Regions from separate parts of the Homo sapiens genome. Here region 1 is linked to region 2. Evidence: chromatin contacts called from ENCODE Hi-C or POLR2A ChIA-PET data. All regions are on one chromosome and are shown on one strand. Each heading gives the region's core, a stretch centred on a gene start or an enhancer-like site at or near the end of the contact. The rest is flanking DNA. Distances are from core to core; before and after follow the strand shown.

Region 1 (4,204 bases), core at 1,017-3,516, 55 kb after region 2:
ACCTGTGAAGGTGACCTTACCTGGAAAAAGGATCTTTGCTGATGTTTTTAAGTTAAGGATCTTAAGAAGAGAAAATCATCTTGGGATAACTGCGGTAAGCCCTAGTTCCAAGGACAAGTGTCATTATCAGAGAAAGAGGAGGCGATGACACAGGGTACAGAGAGAAAGGCCATGTAACCACACGGGCCTTGGATTGGATTGATGCAGCCACAAGCCAAGGAGTGGCTGGAACCTCCAACAGCGGCAAGGGGCAAGGAAATTTTCTTCCCTAGAGCCCTTGGAAGGTGTACATCCTGGCTGATATCCTGATTTTGGACTTCGAGCATTTCCAGTTGCGAGAAAATAAATTTCTGTTGTTTTAAGTCACTCAGTTTATGATACTTTCTTACGGTAGCCACAGGAAACCAACACAGGTGCCTTGTGCCCAGTGGAAGAGACATTTAGAAGGGAACTGCCTTGTCACTCAGACGACTGAATTTGGAGTTGTTCAAGTCCCAGAGTGCTCTCTTTAGGGGCTTGTTTTTGTGCACACAGATTCTGAACACAAGGTCTATTTCAGGGCAGGGCAGAGTTGAGGAGAGGAGGCAGCTAAGAGGGATCCAGCACCTGGGAGACTCAGCTCTGCCTTGCCCAGCACCTGAGCACAGTGCACATCAGTCCATGGCCCTGGATCTGGGGTTTCCTCATTTGTGAAAGGTACTGTGTCATTACTAGCTTCCCCTCCAGCTCCAAAGTTCTGGGATCAGCTACAAGAATCCTTAAACAACAAGTTCTTCCCATGTGTTTTATTTTATTTTATTTTATTTTATTTTATTTTATTTTATTTTATTTTATTTTATTTTATTATTTGAGACGGAGTCTCACTCTGTCACCCAGGCTGGAGTGCAATGGCGCAATCTCAGCTCACTGCAACCACTACCTCATGGTTCAAGCAATTCTCCTGCCTCAGCCTGCAGAGCAGCTGGGATAACAGGCATGCACCCCCATGCCGGGTTTTTTTGGTGTTTTTTGTTTTTTTTTTTTTTTGTATTTTTAGTAGAGATGGGGTCTCACCATGTTGGCCAGGCTGGTCTCCAACTCCTGACCTCAAGTAATCCACCCGCCACAGCCTCCCAAAGTACTGGTATTACAGGTGTGAGCCACTGCGCCTGGCATGGGTATGGGAGGGAGGGGAAAAAAAACGAGTGTCCTCTTGAATTATCAGGGATGTGATTAATACATGAAAGTTGATTCAAACTAAGGCTCATCCAATATTAATGCCCAGACAATGCCAGCTCCTCTTATTTTCCACTTTGATTGAGTTAAATTTGGAATGACTATGGGGGCTACAAGTGCTTTTAAAAATTGGGGTAACAGTGGCTGAGTTGTCCTCAGTATAACTAGACCCTGCCATTAATTCCCTTCTAACACTTCACTTCTATTAGCTATTTATGAAGAAACACATGAGCAGCAGCCTCTATTGCAAACCCTTTTATAAATATAGATTTTCTGAACTTTCTGCAAAGATGTGACTTCTGTTATCTCACTTTTCTTGATGAGGTGTTTGAGGTGCCAGGAACCCATGGGGAGATGGGACAGATAAAACTCTAATGCAAAGACTCACTTACCATTAGTCTTCTTTTGGAAATACAGATGTCCCATTTTAGTGTTGCTTTTAAAACCTGTGACTGGCCAGGCACGGTGAATCATTCCTGTAATCAATCCCAGCACTTTGGGAGGCAGAAGTGGGAGGATCACTTGAGCCCAGGAGTTCAAGACCAGCCTGGGCAACATGGAAAAACCCCATCTCTACAAAAAATACAAAAATTAGCCTGGTGTGGTGGCACATGCCTGTAGTCCCAGATACTTGGGAGGCTGAGGTGGGAGGATCCACTTGAACCTGGGAGGTCGAGGTTCCAGGGATCGTACCACTGCATTCCAGCCTGGGCAATAGAGGAAGACTCTGTCTCAAATAAATAAACAAATATGAATAAAAATAAAACCTTTGACCTATGACTATTTTAGAAAAGTCAAATTAATTTTTTATAAGTTGAACTGTATTTACTTGAGCTGTTTACAATTTACAGGTAGCAAAGAGTAAACCAGCAGGTAGTTATTTGTGGATGAGAATCAGTCTCCTTGGGGGCCCCTGCCCCTGTCTTAGAGCGGGGTGCACCTGCGTGCCCACCTATCCTTTCTCTCTATTGCGAAGCTGTGCAGTGTTGGCCCTTCCTGCTCTGCCAACCTGCTGGCAGCCCTGTACAGGGTTTTGCAGGACAGCCTCCAGGCTATAGTAAGCAGCAGAGATTCTTGATAATGGGCCAGATGGAAAACACAGTGACAGCTTTGGATTCCTTCCAGGGCCTAGAAAGGCAGCACTACAGATACAATCACTTCTCCATAGGGACTTTAGAAAAGAAAAAAAGTTACTAACATCTCTAAAATCTTTCCACAGAGTCAGAAGTAAACAGACTTAGCAAGGAGCATATATTTCATGAGGACATCTTCACAGGGCATTCGCAGGATGTCAGAATCATGGCCTTGGTGGAATGAAGGAAACGCAGGACAGGAAACAAGGAGGCCTGAAGTGCAGCCCTGGCCGGCCCCTCCACGCTCTGGGCAGCACCGCAAGCAGACCCCTCGCCACACGGAGCCCTCACTCTTCCTCTGTAGAAGGAGGGGAGGAGACCAGATTCTCGGGGTTACTGTGAGGACACATGCGATGGAAGGAAATGTAGTTTGTCAAGATGGCATCTGTCATACATATGCAAAATGTCATTAGGGGCCGGGTGTAGTGGCTCATGCCTGTAATCCCAGCACTTTGGGAGGCTAAGGCGGGTGGATCACCTGAGGTCAGGAGTTTGAGACCAGCCTGGCCAACATGGTGAAACCCCATCTCTACTAAAAATACAAAAATTAGCCGGGCTTGGTGGCATGCACCTATAATCCCAGCTACTCGGGAGGCTGAGGCAGGAGAATCACTTGAACCTGGGGGTGGAGGTTGCAGTGAGCCGAGATCATGCCACTTCACTCCAGCTTGGGCAAAAGAGCAAGACTCTGTCTTAAAAAAAGAAATTGTCATTAGGGAAGATCCCAGAGAGCACTTCCCTGAGAGGGGCATGAGTTGTTCTTGGATGATTCTCTATGAAGAAGCAGGAGGGCACCCTACATGTCCAAATTTCCTTTTTCGAGAAAACAGGGTAGTATTGAGATTCTTTACCTTATGAGGTAGCCAAACACTTACATGTACTGTGGCCAACGTGAGTATGCAGTGACTACAGATTGTTCTCAGAATAATTTGTGATTAAGGGACCTGTGGTGATCTCATGGGGTTACATCCAAGAGTTAGAGAGCTCCGCTTGGGTGACAGAACAAAAGAAGGGTAAAACCTGAAGACTCCCACTCATCAGAAGGTTACGAATCTACAGCTGCCATCACTCTCCTCCCTCCCCTTTGTTCTTGGAAAAATATGTCATCAAGTGGAGCAAGAAAGCTGAACAATTTTTCCCACAGAAATTATGCATAATTATGGGTCTGTGTTCCTGGTCAAGAACTTGGCATTAAATGGACTATTGATATGCTGCAAACAGAAAGACAGCACGACCGCACGTCACTACATTTCTTTAAACTAAGAATATTATGTTCTGGATGGTAAACAGTTCCAGCCAGAAGGAATCTGAAAGGTGGCCAAGGCCAACATCTCACTTCAGAAAAACAAACTGAGGTCCAAAGTATCTCCTCTGGTCACATGGCTAGGTCACCCAGGGGCTCCTGATTCGATATTTTTTCATACCCTGCTCTTCCTTTGTGAAAAAAAGATCAGTATGAAGACCGTGCTATCCCCTCAACTATTCAAAAGGGTGAATAGGTGAGGAAAACGCAACTCAGGGGGTTTTAAAAACTTGCTTGAAGTTGCATGGCTCTGAACCATCTAAAATTAATTGGTATTTATTATGGCCACTAGAGTAACCACTGACTAATGTAGTCTGAAGCTAGGCACTTAATCTCAAGCCTTGATACTCAGCAGAGTGGGCTGTGGATCAGCCATGTCAGTGTCCCCCAGGATCTTGGTAGAAATCCAGACTCTCAGGCCCCATCCCAGACCTCATGCATCAGAATCTGCATTTCAACATTCCTTCCAGAAGCATTGTTTTTTTTTTAATTACTATCTATAAAAGAGGCCAGGAAATGGGATGTTCTAGACCTTCCCTTAAAATTCTCTGAA
Region 2 (4,347 bases), core at 781-3,280:
TGCTACACATGCACTGCTAAGAGTGTATAGCTGTTCCTTTGGAATGCAGAGATTGGGAACCTGAGGCACACGGAACACAGGAATCATAAATGTTGCTCAGAGAAGAATTCTGTGGCATGGGCACTTCAGAAGGAGCTAGTTTAGGGGTGGATGGGAGGGCACGGAATCCAGGTAACCAGGATGTGAAGAGGAATTGGTCAGAAACAACAGATATTTGAGAACAGAAGTGGATAATGGGAGTGAGGGGCGATAGTAGTGACAAATGGCCGTGGAAGGGCCACTGGCAACAAAACTTGCCTACTTCATAATTTTCTCTTGGTCTCAAGTCAATGTTATAATTAATAAGAATTTCAAGACTCAGCTCAAAGTTTAGAGACTCGAGAGAGATGGTTTGGGCTGGGTGCAATGGCTCATGCCTGTAATCCCAGCACTTTGGGAGGCCGAAGTGGGCAGATCACGAGGTCAGGAGATCGAGACCATCCTGGCTAACACGGTGAAACCCCGTCTCTACTAAAAATACAAAAAATTAACCAGGCGTGGTGGCGGGCGCCTGTAGTCCCAGCTACTCGGGAGGCGGAGGCAGGAGAATGGCATGAACTCGGGAGGCGAAGCTTGCAGTGAGCCGAGATTGCACCATTTGCACTCCAGCCTGGGAGACAGAGTGAGACTCCGTCTCACAAAATAAATAAATAAATAAATAAATAAATAAAATTTTTAAAAAAGAGAGAGATGGTTTGGAGGCAAGCATGAGTTTTGGAAATGAATTTTGAGTTCTGCATTGCTGGCTATGTAACATGGGTACAGTTATCCAGCTTTCTTCAGCTCCCATTCCATCATGCAGAAAATAGGGATAGAAATTCCTTAGACATGGGATCACTGCAACAATTAAATATGGTGATAGCTATAAAACTTTTAACAAAGTGCCTGGCCCATGGAAAGCACTAAATAGTTAACCAACCCTATTATTGTTACCATTGTTATTATATCTAGGCAATGATTAAAGTTGTGAGTTTAAGAGAATCCCATTTCTAACTGGTCAAGTACAGTCTGTTCTCCTGCAGTGTGTTGTTTGTGTAATGTGAAGAAGTTCACAAACAAATGGTAAATAGGGAAATGCCATCAGTGTCATAGGAAAATCATGTTAGCTCATGCACAAATTTTCCTGGAAAAGAGGAGACAGAAAGGTAAAAGTAGGATTATAATCTTCGTAGGAAAGGAAAAAATCTCTTAACTTGGCTGCTGCTATCATAGAAGGAGCCCTTTAAGCTATGTTTTTAAAAAAATGAGAAACAAGTTTTTACAGTCAGGCTTTCCTCCTTCCACCCCATGTCAAGATTTGGGCTCCCAACTCTGTGCTGCTCTGGTCTCAGGGCAAGTTGGCAACTTAAGAGTAACCACTTCCGTCCAGACTGGACTCAGCTTTTGCAGCTCTGAGCCAATCCAAGTATTGCGGCTGTCTTCACCCTGGCAGTTTTATTCACTTTTAGTGTCTGTCACCAGGAATGTTCATGATATCTTCCCCAGGTTCCAATCATTGCTTTCCTTGGTGCTCTAGATGAAAAAATGCATGGACACTGAACACTTTGCCTCTTCCCCTTCCTCATCTTTTTTTTTTTTCATAAACTTCGTTATATTTGGTGCAAAAGTTTACAAAATGTGGAGTTTTGGGGGGAATGAATATGTTGCTTTATTTCAAAAATACCTTAAGTGCCATAGGACCTAACGGGAGATCCACTGAGGAATTACTTATCAAACTCTCCTGCAAAATAATTCAAGCCTGAAACTACAGGCTCCAGGTGAAGATCTCCCCTCCATGTAACTCAGTTAATGTCAATGATTGTGGAGGAAAGTCAGGAAGAGTGGAAAGAGATTTTAGAGAAACAACAGCAAGAAATGAGAGGAAAATATGGAAAGTGCTTCTGAGATTATCTTTCTAAAATATAGCCATAAATCATGAAAACATTTTATTCTGTTTTGCAATAGCACACCCACAGACATTCTTTCCAGTTGACTTTTTGATTTGAGGGCTTGTGGGTCATTCACAAAGTACAGCGTGTGTGTGTGTGTGTGTTTGTGTGTGTGTGTTTCCATTATAACCTTGGTTCAACTAAAAATGAAGTGGGATTAGAGTCAACAATCTCTTTGAGTAGTCTGAGAGGCTGGAGCAGGAGCATTGTGATTTAGTGGTTAGAGCTTCTATTAAAGGAACCCTGACAAGGTCATTGTCCTCAAGAATATAGAAGTTTCAGTGAAGACAAAATTTAGGGCTTTCTGTGGCCTTTGATATTTCTATTTTGTTATGTTTTTGTTTTTAATCCAAAGGATATTCAGGATTTACAGTTACTATCATCAGGAACCTCCAACAGATTACCTTTTAAAGCATTAGCAAAGGAGTTAATGTGTGGGCAAGCTCCTATCTCAGGGTGTCAACCTTGCTACTCCCCTCTGCCTGGAATCTGCTGTACTTGAGTATCACACGGTGTATGGGCGAGGCACTCACTGATCACCTTTCCCCAGGCACTCCCTGTCCTCTTTCTTGATTTACTTTTCTGTAGAACGCTCTTACCAGTTAATGCATTCCATATTAATTTTTTTGTTTATGGCTAGCAATTGATCCAGAAAAACTGTTTATAAATTTCGAGGTTATCCAAATTTAAAAGCACCAATTTCCTATTTGTTTTTTTGCTAGGTGAGAAAACACTTTTTACCAGGAGAAAGAGAGAGACAAAGAGAAAAAAGTGGAGAGACAGAAAAATATAGAGACACAAAGAAATAAAGAAACATAATTGGAGAAAATACATTTTTGTAAGCCTTGTTCAGATCCTTCTAAATTACATACCAGAGGCCACCCTAGGCCCAAGATTAAATCATGAATATTCTTAGAAGGTAGGCTGAAAACATATCCTCAAAAGCCACTTTTTGCTTCACAGGTATTGAAAAGGTAACACTTTTTCCCACTCTTGAAGGCACTTTAAATTATAATTAAACCAAAGAGTTTAACATGGATGCTGCACAGTAGTCACTGCACTGGAAAATATACAGCCTATGTGATTTTAGAGCAGGTTTGTAGAACAGAAATAGTACACAATTTTCACAGATCAGCCACAGACAATTTAGGTTAAAAAAATTGCTCAAAAGAGTTGCACTTGAAAACATACTCATAAAAAGGAATGAACTTCGGATACACGCAACACGCATGAATTTCAAATGCATTATTCTAGGTGAAAAAGTCACACTCAAAAGTTTACCTACTGTGTGGTCCTATTGATATGACATCTGGACTAGGAAAAACCATCAGGACAGAAAACAGATTAGTAATTATCAAGGCCTGGGGTCTAAGGAAGGGATGGGTACAAGGGAGCATGAGGGAACCTGTGAACTTGTCCAAACTCATAGAACCATACACTAACAAGAGTGAATCTTACTGTATGTATATCTGCATAAACCTGACTTTAAACAAACTAAATAGCAAACAATAACGATGACAATAAAATGTATGCCCAATAGAAGAACCCAGTAAGAGTGGCTGTCTCTTAGATGGTGAACAGGAAGACTTGGCACAAGGGTGCCATTTTGGAACTTCTTGGATTTTATGCCATCCATATATTCTTCTCACTCAAAAATGTGAAAGTAACAAAAATTGTGTGTGTGTATACACGATACTCTACTGATTCTAAATGCAAGCTTTTTCATATTTTAATATCTCTAAACTCAGAGTGCATCTGAGTACCATGTCACAGGTTTTTAATTTCTTAGCGGTACACACAACACTGATGTGTTTTAGATTTTTTTTAAAAAATAGCCTATTTTCCAGGATTGCCTGCTAGTTCTCTGTTAGACAGTGGAGTTGTCAAAACTAACAAGGTAGCTAAAAAGAGCGCCCGAAGCAATTCAACTCACAGTGTCCCTTAGGCAGATACTATTGTAAACTATCAAACAAGCAAAAAAAAAGAAAAAAAAAAAAGAAGAAGAAGAAAGACAGAAAAAAGAAAAAGAAAAAAGAAATTAAAGAGGTGCTATTCTCTTTATTTTAGAAAGAAAATATCTGAATAGCTCGCAAAATGAATGAGTCATGTGGCTTCTGCAGCAGCCCAAGTGGTGGAAATCAGACTGTTCTTGTCCTCGGGAAAACAACACTAAGCCACATCTGTGATGAGCCAGAAATCAGTTTTATGTAAAAGAATATGTGAGGGAACAGAAAGGGGAAGAAGTCTGGAAAATCCATGGCACAAACCCACAGCAAATTCATCCTGAAGTTTGCACGTGTCACTTACCAATGCGAAAAGACTGGAATCAAGACAGCTCTTCAAGAGGCCTGAAACCATCATGCACTGAAATCAGAATCAA

Evidence for each region. Hi-C counts contacts between places; a loop is a spot of excess contacts on that map. ChIA-PET counts read pairs that join two places held with the same protein, here RNA polymerase II (POLR2A). Pooled maps may share reads with other maps.
Region 1: a loop to region 2 is called in a map of aorta, with 2.2 times the contacts of the local background. The contact joins two enhancer-like sites. A Hi-C loop is called at or near these places in 3 of 168 maps with a recorded cell type or tissue (aorta, astrocyte of the cerebellum and mammary epithelial cell), 1 of 37 single-sample maps with no recorded cell type and 2 of 50 pooled maps. POLR2A ChIA-PET finds 5 or more read pairs at or near these places in 1 of 52 experiments (BJ).

The regions. Positions count from the first base shown.
Region 1 is chr9:87,117,190-87,121,393 of GRCh38, forward strand. No RefSeq gene overlaps it. Among named protein-coding and RNA genes, the nearest start is that of LINC02872, 29 kb to the right of the region's middle. Within about 2 kb of position 2,267, at least 6 of the 41 ENCODE cell types and tissues checked have a DNase peak (open chromatin) inside an H3K27ac peak, as active enhancers do.
Region 2 is chr9:87,062,046-87,066,392 of GRCh38, forward strand. It overlaps LOC124902196 (a long non-coding RNA gene), which reads left to right. Exons shown (of 2, transcript XR_007061638.1): 2 at 4,035-4,347. Among named protein-coding and RNA genes, the nearest start is that of LINC02893, 22 kb to the left of the region's middle. Within about 2 kb of position 2,031, at least 6 of the 41 ENCODE cell types and tissues checked have a DNase peak (open chromatin) inside an H3K27ac peak, as active enhancers do.